Linked DNA regions of Homo sapiens: regions 2 and 3 are each linked to region 1. Evidence: chromatin loops called from intact Hi-C (ENCODE). Cell type or tissue: OCI-LY7. All regions are shown on one strand. Links, peaks and the distances in the headings refer to the core of each region. The heading gives the core; the rest is flanking DNA.

Region 1 (7,624 bases), core at 1,451-6,450:
TGCAACCAAAAAATGGTTTGGACTTGGAAGAGACCTTGAGTCATCCAGCCCAGCATCCAGCCCATCCAGGTGGCTCTCTGACAGCGGCGGTGACTTAACACCCTGTTTCTCGGGGTGTGTGTGGGGACCACCTGCATGGGGAGGGAACATATAGAAAATGCAGGCTCCCAGCCTCACCCCTCTCTCACTCAGGCACTGGAGGATAGGCCCCCCGGCATCCGGGTGACTCAGGTGCTCACACGACCTTGAGGACGGGACCGTGTCCTCCTGAACACCAGGACACGAATCCAGTGGGATGGCCCCTTTTGTGGACAGATGGCTCTGCCTGAAAATTCCTCACGATATGGAATCACGGTTGGCCTTCCTGCTGGAACGACCACATCCGAGAAGCCTGGTCCACCCTCACACTGGACAGTGAGTGCCACTCCTCCATGTGGCAGCCTTCGGACCCTTCTGGAGAGTTCTCCGGGCCGCCTCTGTTTTGCTCCCCTCCCCCATCTCTCTCTCCCTCACTCACACAGACACGTGCCCTCGTCTTTGTCTCTGTTTCTGTTTACCTTTGAAGAAGCTCGGCTTTCTTATCACAGCCCGAATGACTTTTCCTTTTCCACATTCCACTTCGGAGACTGTGGCCCTCCACGGGCAGCAGTTGCCGGGTTGGATGGAAAGCGAGGGTGCGGCCTGGGGTTGGGACATTGTCTCCAGGCCCCAAGGAGCAGCATGGGCCTGTCGCTTTCTCGTGGCAAGGCCAGAGCAGATCGGAAGGCGAAGAGACACGAGAAACTCCCAGAAGAGGCGCCCAGGCCTTCAGAGGTGCTTCCGTAACACAGCAAAGGCATAGCTAAGGCCAGGGGGGCAGTGGACACGCACGTGCCGGTGTGTTTTCAGACCCTGCATGCCTCACAGTGGAACCTGGGGAAAGCCCTGGATTAGGAGCCAAATACCCTCAGTCCAGTCCTCGTTCTGCCAACGGCTGGACAGGGTCCCCTGGGTGGCATTTATCCATTCAGTGCCTCGGTTTCCTAAATGAGAAATTACCAAAAGGGAATAGTGATGCCTTCTAATTTAATGGTGTTTTAATGCCTCCTGATTTTATGAAAACCAAATTAATTAATGTATGGGAATGCCTTCTAGAACTAGAGTGTATTTTAAGTATCCATCACTTATTGTCATTAAATGTAGGTAAGGCCATTACTGGGGAAATATAATTAAAAATAAAATGTGCTGGCCAGGCACAATGGCTCATGCCTGTAATCCCAGCACTTTGGGAGGGGTGGGGGGTGGATCACGAAGTCAGGAGTTCAAGACCAGCCTGGCCAAGATGGTGAAACTCCATCTCTACTAAAAATACAAAAATTAGCCAGGTGTGGTGGCACATGCCTATAATCTCAGCTACTTGGGAGGCTGAGGCAGAGAATTGCTTGAACCCAGGAGGCGGAGGTTGCAGTGAGCCAAGATCGCGCCACTGCACTCCAGCCTGGAGGACAGAGCGAGACTCCATCTCAAAAAAAAAAAAAAAGAAAGAAAAAAGACGTGTGCTCTAAACCCAGGAAACCTCTCCACAAAGGTGGAAAAGAAAGAAAAGTTTCATTATTGAATAACCGTTAAGCCAGAAGATGATATGCATCACAAGCAATGGCTAAGAGACTGCAAAGAAAGGATCTTATCCTTTTAAAGACTCAAACAGGTACAACTAACTGCATGCGTGTTTTCAACATAAACAATAACTAGTCCTTAAGGAAGAGGCCCTGACAGTGCCATTTGTCACACACCGTTGACCCCAGAACCACCTGGTCACTGGGGTTACCATCTGTGTTTGTTAATTGTCTGTATCTAGAAGAAGAATGAACTCCTATCTTCATGACAGGAGGTGGTTTTGCAGCTTGGAGCAAGATCAACTAAGTTAGGCTTTTGGCCTCCCTAGGAAACCAGAGAGGCCAGGAGACAGTTTGGGAGGCTGAGCTGGGCAGATCGCCTGAGGTCAGGAGTTCAAGACCAGCCTGGTCAACATGGTGAAACCCTGCCTCTACTAAAAATACAAAAAAGATTAGCCAAGCATAGTGACACACACCTGTAATCCTAGCTACTCGGAAGGCTGAGGCAGGAGAATTGCTTGAACCCAGGAGGTGGAGGTTGCAGTGAGCCGAGATTGCGCCACCGCACTCCAGCCTGGGCGACAGAGCGAGACTCCGTCTCAAAAAATAAATAAATAAATAAAGAGTAATGCTCAGAGAAAAAGGAGAGAAAAATCTCTTCCCTTCTTTTCAATCAGGAGAATTAAGCCTCTATTTTTAATTTGTCTCTGTCCTTGAAATCCTGAGGTGGTTTTAAGGGCATAGGGCACTTACCAGAGAAGACTGGCCTGGGTGCTTGCCAGGGCCTCTTCCAACTCTGAGATCGTGAGCATCAAGGATAAGCTTTGGAGCCTATTGATAACCGCATTAGCACCACGATCAGGAATGCTGTCGCCCTAACAATAACGTTAGGACAAAGAATTCACGGTTCATGTAAAAGAGCGAATGCAAGTCAGAAACAAAAATCCACCTATGTCTGGGTCCTGGGACCTGGCTGCGGAGGGCAGCGTGGTCTGGAGAATAGGGTGCCAGCCAGGCCTGGTGTCCTGACTTCTAGACAGGACTCCAGCCTGTCTGTAAAAGTTGGTGCAGGCTGAGTGCAGTGGCTCACTCCTGAAATCCCAACACTTTGGGAGGCTGAGGCGGCCAGATCACAAGGTCAGCAGATCGAGGCCCTCCTGGCCAACATGGTGAAACCCCCTCTCCACTAAAAATACAAAATCTGGGCATGGGGGTGCATGCCTGTAATCCCAGCTACTCGGGAGGCTGAGGCAGGAGAATCGCTTGAACCAGGGAGTCGGAGGTTGCAGTGAGCCAAGATCATGCCACTGTACTCCAGTCAGGGTGACAGAGCGAGACTCCGCCTCAAAAAAAAAAAAAGAAAAAAAAAGAAAGAGATCTGGTGCAGTCCTTGGCCACCTGGACTTCAGGGTCTTGTTTCCAGATAGTGAAGATAACTGGCTCGATCCACACCTGCACCAGCATTTCGTGACTGGATCATCTCTTAGGACGGGTCAGACCACGGTGCTTCTAGACCCATCAGGGCCATTCTGCACCCAGTAATGGATATCATCATGTGGCTTTGAAATAATGAAGCAAGAGCAATAGAATCTGAACTGAAACGCAATAACTGCATGAATGAGTTTATAGTGTGGCATCTTAGAAAGCTTTCTGCTGGAGGGTTCCAAATAAGTGACGCCAAACTCAGAGGGGATCGTTCCCCGCCAGCCCTCATCGCAACAGGCAGCTGCCCCAGCACAGTCACTCCTGGAAAACACCAATGTCCCAAGGCGCGGAGTCTTTCTGCCGGGGCTGAGGTTGGGATAAAAGGACATCACAACAGTGAGTTGCCTCTACCTCGAATCAGGCTTTAATGTTTAAGAGGAAAAGAGAGAAGGTGTACATTCCCCCAGCCGCAAGGATTTTCAAAAGTAAAAACAGAATACAACAGATTCAATAGTTCCAATAAATGATTTTAAAATTCTCAGATATGCGCTCTTTGTCAGGATTCTCCAGAGAAACAGAAAACTGATTTTAAAAAAAGAAAAGAAAAGAAAGAAATTTGTGGGCCGGGCATGTTGGTGCACGCCTGTAATCCCAGCACTTTGGGAGGCTGAGGCGGGCAGATCACCTGAGGTCAGGAGTTAGAGACCAGTCTGGCCAACATGGCAAAAACCCATCTCTACTAAAAATACAAAAATTAGCCAGGTGTGGTGTTGGGCGCCTGCAGTCCCAGCTACTCAGGAGGCTTAGGCAGGGGAATCGCTTGAACCTGGAGGCAGAGGTTGCAGTGCGCCGAGATCACACCTTTGCACTCCAGCCTGGGCAACTAAAGCGAAACTCTGTCTCAAAAGAAAAAAAGAAAAGAAAGAAAGAAATTTGTGATTCTAAGAAATTGAAATTGGCTCACACAGTTACGGAGCTGACAAGTCCACCACCACCTGCAAGGTGAGTCAGCAAGCTGGGGCCCAAGAGAGCCAACGTGTAGTTCCCGTGCCAACGTAGGCAGACTCAAGACCCAGGGAGAGGTAATGTTTCAGTTCAAGTCCAAAGGCAGCAAAAAGCTGATGTTCCAGTTCGGAGGCCGTCCGGCAGGAGGGGTTCTCTCCTCCTCGGGGGAAGGGGCAGCCCTTTTGCTCTTTTCAGGGCTTCAGCTGATTGCATGAGGCCCACCCACATTCTGCTTGACTCAGTCTATTGATTCAAATATTAATCCAATCAGATCAGAGGAGGGACCTGCAGAGGCACGGCCGGCAGAGAAACTGTTGGGCTGAACTGCCAACGGAGAACGCCAGGGATCTGATTCACCAGCAGCCTTGGGGACATTCACCTCGGGCTCGACAGACTGCCAGAAACCCCCCAAGCCCCAAGGCATCCATATAACGGCCAGGTTATTTCAGATTGACACACATCCTAATGTACGAGTCAGCCCACACATCCCACAGGCGCTGAGCATCTCTTGTTTTTCACCCCAAATAAACTCTGCTGAAACTGGGGGGCCGCAGGGTGTCGAGAAAAGGGAAGAAGGGCAGAGGGCAGAAGTGGGTGGTTTGCTCTGCTCCACCCATGGGAGGCTGGTGCACACGGCTGCTTCCGAAAGGGCTTCCTGCTTTAATTGCAGTGCTGAGACACAGGTGGCTCTCACGCCCTCTAATTCAGGCAAAGCCGCCACTGGGGCCAAGGGGAGCCGGGGGACAAGCAAGCGGCCAGTTGGGAGCAATGTTCACGATAGCTCCTTGCGTGCACCAGTCCCAGAGTCTTAGAGGGAGGGATTCCTCCAGGGGGTCTGAGGCCAGAGGTTTCCACTGCTCCTGTCCTAACGATCAGGTGAGCAGCCTCCCTGGGCTCCTGGGTCTAAGGCATCGCTCAGGAGGAAGGACCTTCACCACATTTGCCAGGAAGGTCTCCTGATACCCATGAAAGGCTGCTCACCTGCTGGGAAGCTCTTTAAAAAATCCCAATGCCTGGCCTCCAGCCCCAGGAAAGCAGCTTAGAATCTGTTTGGGGGACACCAGGGGGGACTCCGAGGGGCAGCAAGGTTGACAGCCTCGACCCAGTCCAAACACAGGGCAGCTTGCCAATGAGGAAGTGAAAGTGAAGGGCCCTTGGCCCAGGTCACCCTGTGCAGCGGGCTCAGTGGCAGCCCCCTGCACCCCTGCAAAAGATATGTCCAATCCTAACCCCAGGTACCTGTGAATGTCAACTTACTTGGAAAAAGGGTCTTTTTGCAGATGTAATTTAGATGAGATCATCCTGGATTTAAGGTGAACCTAAATCCAATGACTGGCATCCTTACAAAAGGAAGGAGAGAGAGATTTGAGGTGCATGGAGGGAAGCCCTGAGAAGCCATGGAGATTGGAGTGATCCATCTACAATGAGCCCGGGATGCCAGGAAGGGCTCACCCCAGAGCCTGGGAGAGGCAGGGGACGGTTTCTCCCTCGCAGCCTCCAGAGGAAACCAGCGCTGTCAGCCCCTCGATTTCAGACCTGCAGCCTCCGAGCTGCGAGAGAGTGCAGGTCTGTTGTTCAGCCTCCCAGCCTGTGGTTCTTTGTTTGTACAGTAGCCCCAGGACGTCGGTTAGGGGTGCAGCCTTGCTCACTCTCACGGGGCCCCTCCATTGGCTCTTCTCACCATCCACTTCTGCCCTCTGCCCGTCTCCCCCCTTCTCCGCCCCTGCGAGTCCCGCCCCAGTTCCGGCAGAGTTTATTTGGGGTGAACAACAAGAGACGCTCAGTGCACGTGGGGTGTGTGGGCTGACTTGTACATTAGGATATGTGTCAATCTGAAACAACCTGGCCATTCTCTCGACGCCTTTGGGCTTGGGGGCATTTCTGACAGGTTGTGGAGCCCAAGGTGAATGTCCCCAAGGCTGTCGGTGAACTGATTCAGATCCCTGGTGGTCGCGACTGACAGTTCAGCCCCTCCCTGGTTTCTCTGCCAGCTGCGCATCTGCAGGCCCCTCCCTTAGATCTAACGCATCTGTAATGCTTTCATCTCACTGAGAACCCTCCGCCTCTGGCAGGTTAGAGTAGCACTCAGGGTTGGATGTATTATCTCACCACATCTGCTTCGGTTTCCCCTGCAGAGGCGGCTCGGCGTTGGCACTGGCGCTGGCTGGGCACAGCCCTAACTAACTTGCTTCTTTGCGATCCTTCCCCCACTTTCATTTGGAAACGTTCTCACACTCTCTGCTTCTTGTAACCTCAACAGTGGGTGATGTTGAGAAAGTGTCATTTTTGTCCCAAGGCCTTTCTCCCTGTTGGATGGTCCCAGGGCTCGGCACAGCAGCCTTAGCAGGGCGGAGAGGGAAAAGGCCAGGAGCCCAGCACCGGGTGCAGTCCAGGGTCCCAACCTAGATTCTCTGCCTGCCGCGAGTTCACGTGGGGAAGGCCAATTTGTCCTGAGGAAACCACAGCTCAAGTGCTCACCATGATGCTGATGACAGTGGCCATCAGTCCCCACTGTCCCGCTGCAGATCTTGCTGATTTTCTGATACAGAGATGACCTCAGAGCCTTTTGGGTGGAGAAGAAAGCACCCAAGATCAAAGTCAGGGCCGGCCACTGGGTGCCACTGCATAGGATTTTGCCCTGGAGATAAGTTGAGGGAAATGAGGGCGCGAGAAGACGCTGCCTCACCTGCCCCTGAGAGAGCCCCACGGGGCAGTGTTCAAGACCCCACTTCCCGCAGGGCAGGGGCTGGGGCTTGCTGGGGACGTGTGTGGGATCTGAGCACAGGGACAGCCTCCAGCCTGTAACCCGTTGCCGCTTCCTCCTTCCAGAAAAAAAACATGCCTCGCAGGGGCAGGCCCAGCCCTGTGGGGTTTCAACTTCTGAAGCAGTTCAGGCGAAAGGCCGAAAACAGGAAGTGAGACTTGGGTGGTGGGAGGAGGGTATGGGCAGGCAGGAGGGATGCTGATACAGAAAATTCACATTTGAGAAGAACCCAACATATAAGAAAGGAGAGGAAAAGAGAGAGAGAAGACACCAGCACGAACTCCCCGTGGATGTGCCGGGTTTTTCTTCAGCTGCCTATCTGAGAGCCGGCCTCTGCCCTGCCCCACTCCTTCCACACACATTTGCCGGCCCTGCCTGCTGCAGGCCAGCCTGGGGCCTCAGTGGGACCCGCTCATGGCCTCCAAAAGCCTTAAAGTCTCTTGGGGGCTAAATTGTGTCCCTCAAAAAGATATGTTGAAGTCCTACCCCTCCGAACTGGTGAATGTGACTGTATTTGGGAACAGGATTTTTGCAGGTGTAGTTAAAATGAGGTCAAATTGGAGTAGGGTGGGCCCTAAATCTAATATGTCCTTATAAAAAGAGAGACATTTGGATGCAAATGAATGGAGAAGGGAGTACCATGAGACAACAGAGGTGGAGGGGGAGCGAGGCGGCTGCAGCCAGGGCACACCAGGGACCACCGCCTCCGCCCACACCAGCACAGGCCAGGAGGGCTCTGTCCAGACACCTGGATCTTGACCTTCCGGCCTCCAGAACTGTGAGGGAATCAACGTCGGTTGTTTAAGCTCCCAGTTTGCACTGCTTTGTTCCCAGC
Region 2 (5,114 bases), core at 1-5,000, 230 kb after region 1:
TGCGGTACGGATTCTAGATACGCCGCGGAGACCGTGGAACTTTAGGCCAAAGTAAAGATTGTTTTCATGAATAGACAGCCTCACTTTTAACATTTCCCTCTGTCCATTTTGCTTCAAAGCAGTTGTTACCCTAAAGATACACAGATGGAAACTTTCCAGTAAAAAGGGATTGATTTTCTTCCTGCATTTGTCAGCCGAGCTGCGTATGGCCCCACACTGAGAGCATTGTAAAGCCGGGGTCCGTTCTGGCTAAAAACAGGGAGCAGCAGTGTCCAATGTTTTCTAGGGCCGTCTGAGGAAGAAAGGAAAAGATCAGGATAATGGCTGGAGGAGTGTGAGCGCTCCTCGCTTGCTTGCAAAGGTTGTTCCTAACCGCGAGCCCTCCTCCATCCACATCTCCTGCGGCGTCCAGGGTGGAACGGGGTTGCCCCTGCACGCATTCTTTTTGTTCTGAGCCTGCTTGTGTGCACCAGCTTCCAAAAATAAAGCATTTTCCTTGTGTGAGGCCTGAAGCCGGGTGTGCCTGGACCAGCCTGTAGTGGAGAGGTGGCCTCTTCGGGCCTGGGGGGCGTCTGAGGCCCCTGTCTCTCTGGCCGAATTTGCTGCTGGCAAGTAAACAGACCAAAGGAAAGCCAAGGCCGTCCTGCCGGCTGCGCTTCTCCACGTGGCCCGAGGACGCCCCTGTATTCTGCAGTGATGACGTGCACCCTCTGGGATGTGGGAGTCACACCTTCCCCATTCCCAGTGGTGGGTGGCACTGGAGGCCCAAGCAGTGGGGGTCCCCAGCGGGGCACAGAGGGGTGAGTCACTGTTGCCTTTGTGTCCCCCTCTCTCTAGGACTCATAGCACACCCTGGAGAGGGGGGGCCCGGCGGCAGTCGGCTTAGAGACCTACCAGGTTAGCCTTCGACGCCCACCCCGTCCTTGTCCGCCTGCTCTGTGTCTGTCACTTGCATCTCTGTGTTGTTCTTGTTAAGGTGCCACCCGCCCCTGTGTTGAGAACAGGGCACCTGCAGCAGCGGACTCCCAGGGGCTCTGACCAGGGCTGTCGCACATGGGCCATGTGAGAGGCCCTGCTCCCTTGCCGTAGCTGCTGGGCGCGGGGGGCCCTTGGTGGGGTTGGCTAGTTCTACTCTGAGGGCTCCTATTTGAAACCAGGGTTTGGTTCTTCCTCCCTGATGCCTTCTTCCTGGGGTTGGACTGTTCTGAGGGGCAGGAATGAGTCATGTTTTGCCTAAGCTTTAGCAGCTCTGAAGGATCCATGTCTGGCATGAGGTGGCCTCCAGAAGCTTCTGGATGAATTTCCAGTGTGCCGCACCTCCTGCATTTTAAGCCCTCCTATCACAAGAATTCCCAAGAAACCTGGGGCACAGTCCCCTGAAGACTTCCACTTAACGCAGCCCCGGCCAGACAGATGAACCTTCATCTTGTTTGCGAACCTCCCCTTGGGGTCCCCGCAGTCCTGCAGGAGTGTAGCAGGCGAGGGTTTCGGGGTTCCCAAGAGTGATGCTACCAGCTAAGGCGCTCTGGTGAGGCAGACTCAAGGTTGAGGAAGAGGCATTGCCCTCTGATATTTTCAACTATTTCTCTGGACCCAAATAAAACAAAGTACTAGAAGCGGCTAAGGCAGCAGCAGCTTCCTGTCAGCCAGAGGTGCTGTTAGGCCAGGTGCTGGCCTTTGTTAGTCACCTAGAACCCGCAGAGCGCCAGGGACCTGCATCGCACCACCTCTTCCCCTGAGATGTTCTAGTTTCAAAGGTTACCCGTTTTAGACTGAACAGAAAGGATAAAAACCTTGAAATGGAGCTTGTTTGCATAATATATGATTTGCATGCTCTTATACTTATTTATAGTATTGAAGTTAAGAGAATGTGTATCTTCCTTAGACAATTAAACCAAGAATTTGTACCAAGAATTAAACCAAGAATGTGGGAGTCACGCCTTCCCCATTCCCAGTGGTGGGTGGCACTGGAGGCCCAAGCAGTGGGGGTCCCCAGCGGGGCACAGAGGGATGGGTCACTGTTGCCTTTGTGTCACCCTCTCTCGAGGACTCATAGCACACCCTGGAGAGGGGTGTGGGGGGCAGTTTTAAAATGTTACAGTCTTGTGGGTTTTTCTGAAGCTCCCTCCATGGGACCTGTTGTGGTGCCTGTCCCTTGTGGTGTGACCAGGTGCTGGTGTAACTCATCTTCGTGTTCCTTGTGCTGTGTCTGACCATAAGTACTGTGCTACGGAATAGCAAAGGCTCACGTCCAGGCCCTCAGGCAAAATGCGGCCCACCAGCCTCCCCCAATAATCCCCTCTCCATCCCCAGGTGCCCTGCACCCCTCTCCCTTCGTCAGACCCCAGTAGGCAGCTGTTCTCAGTGGCTCATTTATTCAGACATAAACCTAGATCCCCTCGGCGCAGGGTTATTGGAGGGAGAAGCATTGTTGGGACCCAGTGCCCCTGTGGGTTCCTGAACTGGCAGTGAGTGGGTGGCTGCGGGAGAAGCCACCCTCGGCTTGGCAGAGTTGTCCGGGACAGCTGGGGAGTGGCCTGAAGTAGGTTCTCTTTCCATGGTCACGAGGGGCTTGTGAGGGAGAAAGCTGAAGCTCTTGGCAGCACCATTGCCTTCCACGGGGCGGCAGGACTAGTGGAGCCACCTGCCCAGGAGGGGGTGCTCATGGGTGCTGATTTGCACCTGCCTGGGAGGGGGGCTCACTTGTATTGGTTGGTACCTGCCTGGGAAGGAGGCTCACCTGTGCTCTTTAGCACCTGCCCGGGAGGGAGGCTCACCTGTGCTCTTTAGTGCCTGGCTGGGAGGGAGGCTCACCTATGCTGTTCAGGAGGCCCAGGTTGAGGGGAGTGTGGCAATCCAATGCCACAGCACTGTAAAGGTGTGGCCTATGGTGATCCGTTGCCACAGCACTGTAAAGGTGTGGCCTGTGGTGATCTGATGCCACAGTGCTGTAAGGTGTGGCCTGTGGTGATCCGATGCCACAGCGCTGTAAGGTGTGGCCTCTGGTGATCTGATGCCACAGTGCTGTAAAGGTGTGGCCTGTGGTGATCCGATGCCACAGTGCTGTAAGGTGTGGCCTGTGGCAATCTGATGCCACAGCGCTGTAAGGTGTGGCCTTTCACAAAGCGCTTGGCTCTAGTGGTCCCATTCCTAAGAATTCATGATAAAGAGATTTGACAGAAGAAAAAAATCTGCATTACTAAAGATTCCATCACTAAATTATCTACAGTGTCAAAAATAGCAAAGTGAGTTTTGAGAAGTGAGCTGGATGGAATATCACGTAGCCATTAAAGTGATCATGAAAACGTCCAGCACTGTAAACACGCACGCCTCAGACGCAGTGTGTGAAGGACACATACCATGCGGTCGTGTGGATCCGGACAGAGCCCATCAAATCTTAAGCCAAAACGAAACTGAGGGCAGTGGCTGTATGGATAATGTTTCACTTTATAGAAGGAAGGCAAGCAGTATGTTAGGCTGGGACTCAGCGTAGCATCTGTCACGGTGCTCCTCTTATGGCCCAGGTGAGGCTGGCTCTGGGCTGAGGTCACGCTGCAGGTGGGGTGGGATGTGGGCAGAGAAGCCTCGCACAGGGCCACCTCTACTGTGTTCAGCCCTGGCAGAGGCCACCTCCCACTGTCCTGCCGTGGTTGGAGCTGTGGGAGGGGACTGTCCCCTCCCAGCGCTTCCCCTGTCCTGAGGGTGGCACCCATGGGGCATAGATTTCCCCACTGCTGTCTCCTGTCTTCGCTGTCGGCCATGCCTTGTCCATTCCCAGCTGGGAGGAGTTGAGAGCGCCTGGCTCTCCCGGGGGAGGTTGTCTGCTTCCCTCACCCCCAACCTGGGCTGCACATTGGGATCACCTGAGTGAGGCCAGACACATGCGGAGGCCCAAGGCCCACCCCAGAGAGTCTCATTTTGTGAGCCCTGGCCAGTGAATCTCTACCTGGCGGGGGTGGAGAGTGGAGGGCGTTTGCCCCAAGGGACGCTGTCGGCAATGTCTGCAGACACCTTGGTGGGGAGGGGTGCTCCTGGCACCTACTGGGTGGAAGCCCGGTATCTGCTCAGCATCCCACGGTGCACAGGGTGGCCCACAACAAAGGATCTGGCCCAAAACGCTGAGGCAGGGAAACCCTAGACAGGGGGACCCTGAGACACTCTGTGGCGGCTCCCTCGGGCAGCAGAGAGGGACAGGCGCAGGGCGGCTGCTTTGCACAAATGGCAGCTTTCAGTGCAGTTTTGGGGATTTGTATATTTGGCAAACACTGAGCCTGGGAGCTGGTCCATGGGTGAGAGCCCAGGGGCCCAGAAGTGCAGTCTGCTCTGGTGCCCCGCTCCTGGGTCACCCAGCTGTCATGTCCTCCCACGTTGGCGACACAGGGAGGAGAATGCAGCTCTGCTGGGCCCCGGGGTCGCCGTCAACTGGTGAGACATCTGATGGATGGGGGCAGGGCGAGGGGACCTGGGGCTGCTGCTGCAGGGTGAGGGACTGGGCAGTGAGGACCCCCGAGGTGCCTGTGTGAGAGTCAGAGGGACAGATGGCACTGGGGGGCTGTCAGTGTCCTGGGCGGAGCCGAAACCACAGTTTGACTGGCTACCTTCCAGGAGGGGCTGGAGATGAGGTCTGGGATGCAGGGATATAGGTGTTTCTGGAAGCTTCATGGACTGTGTGTGGCTGTGTGTTTCTGTGGTGTGTGGATGTATTTGTGTGGTATGTGGATGTATTTGTGTGGTGTGTGTTTAGTATTTGTGTGGTGTGTGTGTTGAGTATTTCTGTGGTGTGTTTGTGTGTATGTGGTGTGTGTTGAATATGAGGTGTGTGGTGTGTGTGTTGAGTGTATTTGTGGTATGTGTGATTTGTGTGTATTCGTGTGTGGTGTGTATTTGGTGTGGNGTATTATGTGTGTGTGGTATGTGTTCAGTGTGTGTGTGGTGTATGTGTGTGGTATGTGTTCAGTGTGTATTTGGTGTGTGTGATATGTGATTGTGTATTTATGTGTGGTGTGTGTATTTGGTGTGCTGAGCGTATGTGTTTGTATGTTGTGTGTGTATTTGTGTGTGGGTTGTGTGTGGTGTATGTGTTGAGTATGTGTTGTGTGGGGCATGTATGTGGA
Region 3 (5,114 bases), core at 1-5,000, 400 kb before region 1:
GTTTTTTTTTTTTTTTTTACCAATGCCATTTACCATAATTAGCAATTCATCCAGTCAATAACTATTTCTGGAAAGCTAAGGGTGTGCCAGGCACTGTGCCTGGGGCTGGGGTAGGCCAGGGATGCCCTCCAAGCATTCGTTATTCGGACCCCGTATTAGAAAGTTGGTAGAGAAGCAAAAGTGGTCAGACTGCCTTGAAAATATTTGCCACAAACGCACCATTTAAAGGCTGCACCCTCACTGAACACCTGCCCTGTTTAGCCTGAGCATCTCTCTGCCTCTAACCATTGTGTCCACGCCCTTGGCAATCAGTTTTTCTGATTGTCAAATTTTCCACAACACAATACAAATATAACACCAATGGATGGCAAAGGGAAATTTTCAATCTTGGAAACGCTGTAAGGTTTCATGGAATTGATTAACATTATGTGGGGGACTACTCAAATTATACACAAAGCTACTGACAAAGGAGGTTCTGGAAAAATGAGACTAAGTAACAATAGGGTATGAGACTGTCAACAACTAGTCCTTTGTTTCCTTACTTAGGGGGATAAAAGAAAAAACAAACAAACAGAAACAAACCAGCCCTGACAAAACAAATAATTTAATTCAAAGGATGATGAAGAGCTCTTGGGAAAATTAAAGGCCATACATATTTTTGTAAAAATGACTCTTTTGCTGAACACATGATGTATTAAGTCAAACATGAAGTTAAAAATGTTGCGTTCTGCTATCATAAAACATAGTCAGAAAATGTATAAGAACTCTACTGCCACCATTAATGTTGACTTACTATTATTTTAAGAATTTGGGCATAGTTGCAATTTTGCCTAATTTACCTTTTCAAAATACAAGGTAAAATGGACCAATGTTCATAATTTTTAATTGATCAAGATAGACTCTAAATCAAACCCTACTTCTCACTATTTACTTTGTATTTTGGTTTAACAGGATATGCTGTGCATGACTTTGTACTGTTTATCTCCTGATAAGGAGAACTTCCTGCTGTGTTAATTTGCATAATTACCTTTGTGCTGACCCTCCCCCTCACTGAAATGTGAGGTCTGTGAAGGCACCATCCTCTCAGTCAGGATCCCAGCAGGAAACAGATGGCCTCTCGCCATAGGAGAGTTCAAGGGCCCTCATGTTGGAACCCTGTGATAAAGGTGGCAAACCGCCTTAAGTCTGGTACCTGGGATTTAGCCATGAGGCAGGATTCTTCCTAGCAGACCTGGGCTTTCCCCACCTAAATATGTCAAGCAGCACTTAGTAGGTCTCTGTCTCATGTCTGGGGTGCCTGTGACCAAGGACCCATTGCCATAGACAATTATGGGTCAAAATACTGTTACCTGCGATCCCTCGCTCCTTGGGGCATTGAGACCTGCCTTGTCTCTGATGGTTAAGAGCCGCCCCTACTCTGGTGCTTAGAGTGGCGCTGCCTCCAGCCCACAGAGGACGGCCCACAGAGCTGGTGAAGGACTCACCAATGCATTTCCTCTCTTCCTCCGGGCCCCTTGGGGAAGAAGCATATTAGGGAAGGTCTGAGTCAGTTGCAAATAGTAGGCACCTTTCTACATTTCTATTTCCTTGAGTCTTTGAGCTCTGTTCTCTAGAGCGTGCCAGGATTTCAAGCTTTTCAATCTCATTAACTTTGTCCAATTAGCCAACCTGGAGGATTATTAACCACTTTCTCAGGGGTTGAGCCAACATATTAAACCCTGAAACCCAGCCTAATCCAGGCTCGCTCTCTTCCATGTGGGGCAGGCACTGTCAGACTCCACCCCACACTTGCTCCCAGGCTCTAGCTGCTACCTGCTAGAGTGGACCTGCAGCTCCATGTTGAGGCAATCTCCTCCCAGGGGGGTCTTGGGCCCTCCTCACCCTGCCTCTGATGGTCTCAACTGTTTTCTGGGACTGGAGGCAATGAGAGGTGTGATGTGGGTCCTGGGGAAGTGGCATCAGCTCAGGAGGCAACTTCCCCAGGTGCAGTCATTGCAAGGCTTTTTAATAGAGGAGTGTTGGGTTCCATGGGGGATGGGAGGTGAAAGGAGGAGAGAGGAGGGGAGAAAGAGAAGGGAGAGCAAAGGGGAGCTGCCTCTGTAGACAACAGGGGTTCAGGGGAATTGGCAGCTCCAAATTTCCAGCCTCTCTTTCTTCTCTGCCCAAATCTCTCCATGTGTCTTTCCCCATGGACACCTTGTATTAGTCTGTTCTTGTACTGCTGTAAAGAACTACCTGAGACTGGGTAATTTATAAAGAAAAGAGGTTTAATTGACTCAGGGATCTGCAGGCTGTATAGGAAGCATGGCTGGGAAGGCCTCAGGAAACTTACAATCATGGCGCAAGGCGACAGGGAAGCAGGCACCTCTTACAAGATCAGGGCAGGAGGAAGAGAGAGAAGGAGGAGGTGCCACACACTTTGAAACCAGATCTCGTGAGAATTCTATCACGAGAAGAGCAAGGTGGAAATCCACCCCCATGATCCAGTCACCTCCCACCAGGCCCCACCTCCAATACTTGGGATTACAATTGAACATGAGATTTGGGTGGGGACATATCACACCCTTTCCTGGTAAGAGATCAGGCAGGGTTGAGCATTTAATCGGAACCTCAGTGCTGCTCCTTATAATCAGGCCCATGCTTGGCCCTTGGCACAGATGTCCTGGGACCAGAGAGATGAGGGATCCCTTCAAAGCTGCCCTGGAAGCCGCTGGGTCTCTGCACCTGTTCTTAATTGTATGCTTGTGGTTTTACATTTCTCCTTTTCCCTGGGCAGGTGCCCTAGGGGGATGGTGACTGTGGCTCTGTGATCTCTAGTTGCCATAGTGACTGAGCACCACACGGACCTCCACGCTCTGCCTGCTGCCTGCACTTCCGCCCGTGCTATCCCTGAAGAGAGTTTCAGGAGCGGCGCCTGCTGTGGTGACTTGTGCCCCATTACTGACCAGCAAGGAAGTGACCTACACTTGCGGGTGACCCAGAGTCCAGTGCTAGGAGGTAACAGCAGCCCATTTGCCATTGTGAGCACCCCTGGGAGTCCCATCAGAATCAGAGGCTCCACACCCCTCCCTCAGTGCATGAACCATCCCTGTGTGGCCTGCTCCTAAGACCTTGACCACATTTCCACCACAGTCCTGTGGAAGCTGGCACACGGTAAGGGTTCCTGGAAGGCAAGTGATAGTCTCTGCAGCTCCCCAGTGAACCCGGGGCACTCCAGCCCTGCCCTCACACCCCACGTCACCTGGGGAAATGATACGGTTTTCGCCCACAGCTGAATCTTTGTAGCGAGAACTTCCTACTCAGAGCTCTTAGTGAGCCCCTGGACAAAACCCAAAATGCTCAGGAGCCATGATCAAGGGTGGGGGCCAGGAGGGAAGTGGAGAACTGGGGCTGCTTTGGGGAGGGGCCACTGCTCGGCAGAGCCTCAGATCACAAGGGGGAATTTCTGTGGATGAAGAGCCTGCAATTTGATTCTTCATCACATTGTAGGAAGAAAAAAAAAAAACACGTGTATACAAATGGCATAGACACACACACATAGATACATATACACACACACATCTGTAGTTATGAAGTCGCAGGATCATCTTCCTGTCATATAGGAGTCTTGCCTTTGAGGAAACCTGACCTGAACACCTGACTGCCAACCTCCCAGGGCCATTCTTTGTATTGGATCTGTAGTGGCATTCCTCCACAAAGCCACTTCCCCAAGAGAAATGATTCTCAGGTTGAGCTGCATCAGAATCACCTGGAGAACCTGTCCAATCACAGATGGCTGGGCCCCATCCCAAATTTCGGATCCACGCCTGAGCATGTGCATTTGCAGCAAGTTTCCAGTGGGGACAGGTGCTGCTAGTCCAGGGGCCACATTTTGAGAACCATCAGCTTTCACGGCTCAGTGTAACAGTCGTCCAGTTCAAAGACTGGTAACTTCCAGGTTACATCAGCGTCACAGTTAGCTAGCTCTGTGATCTCTGCGTGTTGTATAATTTCTTCATTGCAAATCTCACATGTTGCCTTGAGGATTGCATGAGGGAGTGCAGGGAACGAACTTCGTTTGACACCTCCACGTGGGAAGCCCCTACCTGGTAGTTATTGGTGCTGCATGGTTAAATCCACTCAGTTTCATTTTATCCACTTGCAATCCAGAACACAGCTGCTGCGTAAGATAAATTTATTTGAAAACAATTTTCTAGAACTTGGATTTGTAAGAGTATGTAAAACAGAGTGTGGAAGGCCAGGTTTCACTAACGCAGGCCTCCATAACAACTGCTTCAGTACTGACCGAGTAGTTAAGTTAAATATTAAAAGCTAAGAAAAGCCAGTGCCCCTATACAAAGGCTGAAATGTAACAAAAGCCCACCAAGGGTTTTGCCCAGGCCTTTCCTGGGCCTTAACGCATGACAAAATAATGAAAGAATTCTTAACAGGACCCATTTAGGATTAAACAAGTTTTACTGGGGTTAAAAAACTCCCCAGGCTTCCACAAACAAGTTTATTGGAAGTCTGAAGGAACTCCCCAGACCTCCAAGATTTAGCAGAAGTCAAGATAAGGGTAATCACCCCAGCACCTGGACTCATTTAGATAAGTAAATTTACTGAGGCTGCAGAGGAAGGTCTTCAGGACTCAGACATTAGTTACAGATTAAAATAAGTTAATCACTTAAGTCTTCAGATGAATGCACACTTACATGTAGACATAGAGCTTAGAAGGTATACAAGCTCTGGAAAACTTTGTAATTTTGAGTTGGTCTAGTGATAATTTCCAGGCCTTCTCCCTGTAACTGGTTTCAGAAATAAAAACTCTCCTCCTCCCCAGTTCATCTGCATCTCATTATTGGGCCACAAGAAATAGCTGCCCGACACTCAGCCTGGTCCGGGAACAAGAGTACACTGCATTCCCGGATTTTACTGCTTTTTGCAAATACAATAAAAAGGAGTGCCCACAAAATTAGAAACTTTGACAGATTAGAGGCTATATTAATATCATAAAGAGTGTTATAACTAGGTTATATTAGTTTTACCACCACAATAAAAACAACTATTGAAATAGAATGATACACAACTAAACTCTGGGGATTATTTTATTCACTTTTAATATGACCACAGTTTAT

What was found. Hi-C counts contacts between places; a loop is a spot of excess contacts. Peaks named below come from ENCODE experiments on the same cell type or tissue, not always from the same donor. Only the 100,000 strongest peaks of a DNase experiment are listed, where the experiment ranks them.
Region 2: it touches region 1 in a loop (4-fold over the local background); 1 of 110 quality-filtered maps calls a loop at or near these places.
Region 3: a loop joins it to region 1, with 9 times the contacts of the local background. A loop is called at or near these places in 1 of 110 quality-filtered maps.

Annotation. Positions count from the first base shown.
Region 1 is chr21:42,060,873-42,068,496 of GRCh38, reverse strand. It overlaps a transcript of UMODL1 not described here. Among named protein-coding and RNA genes, the nearest start is that of UMODL1, 6.6 kb to the left of the region's middle. RefSeq lists enhancers at 592-1,146, 4,330-4,399, 5,350-5,459, 5,830-5,999, 6,980-7,219 and 1 more. In OCI-LY7, for the core only: a CTCF peak has its summit at 4,571; DNase peaks (open chromatin) are centred at 1,786, 4,686, 5,736, 6,076 and 4 weaker places; H3K4me3 peaks cover 5,000 bases; H3K27ac peaks cover 5,000 bases.
Region 2 is chr21:41,830,288-41,835,401 of GRCh38, reverse strand. All of the region lies in intron 11 of PRDM15 (PR/SET domain 15), which reads left to right. Among named protein-coding and RNA genes, the nearest start is that of PRDM15, 46 kb to the left of the region's middle. RefSeq lists enhancers at 954-1,073, 1,854-1,923. In OCI-LY7, for the core only: a CTCF peak has its summit at 2,647 (motif pointing right); DNase peaks (open chromatin) are centred at 1,061, 1,691 and 2,121; H3K4me3 peaks cover 2,410 bases; H3K27ac peaks cover 2,907 bases.
Region 3 is chr21:42,458,686-42,463,799 of GRCh38, reverse strand. No RefSeq gene overlaps it. Among named protein-coding and RNA genes, the nearest start is that of RSPH1, 35 kb to the left of the region's middle. In OCI-LY7, for the core only: no CTCF peak of the experiment used is centred there; DNase peaks (open chromatin) are centred at 1,049, 1,444, 2,789 and 3,239; H3K4me3 peaks cover 3,795 bases; H3K27ac peaks cover 3,980 bases.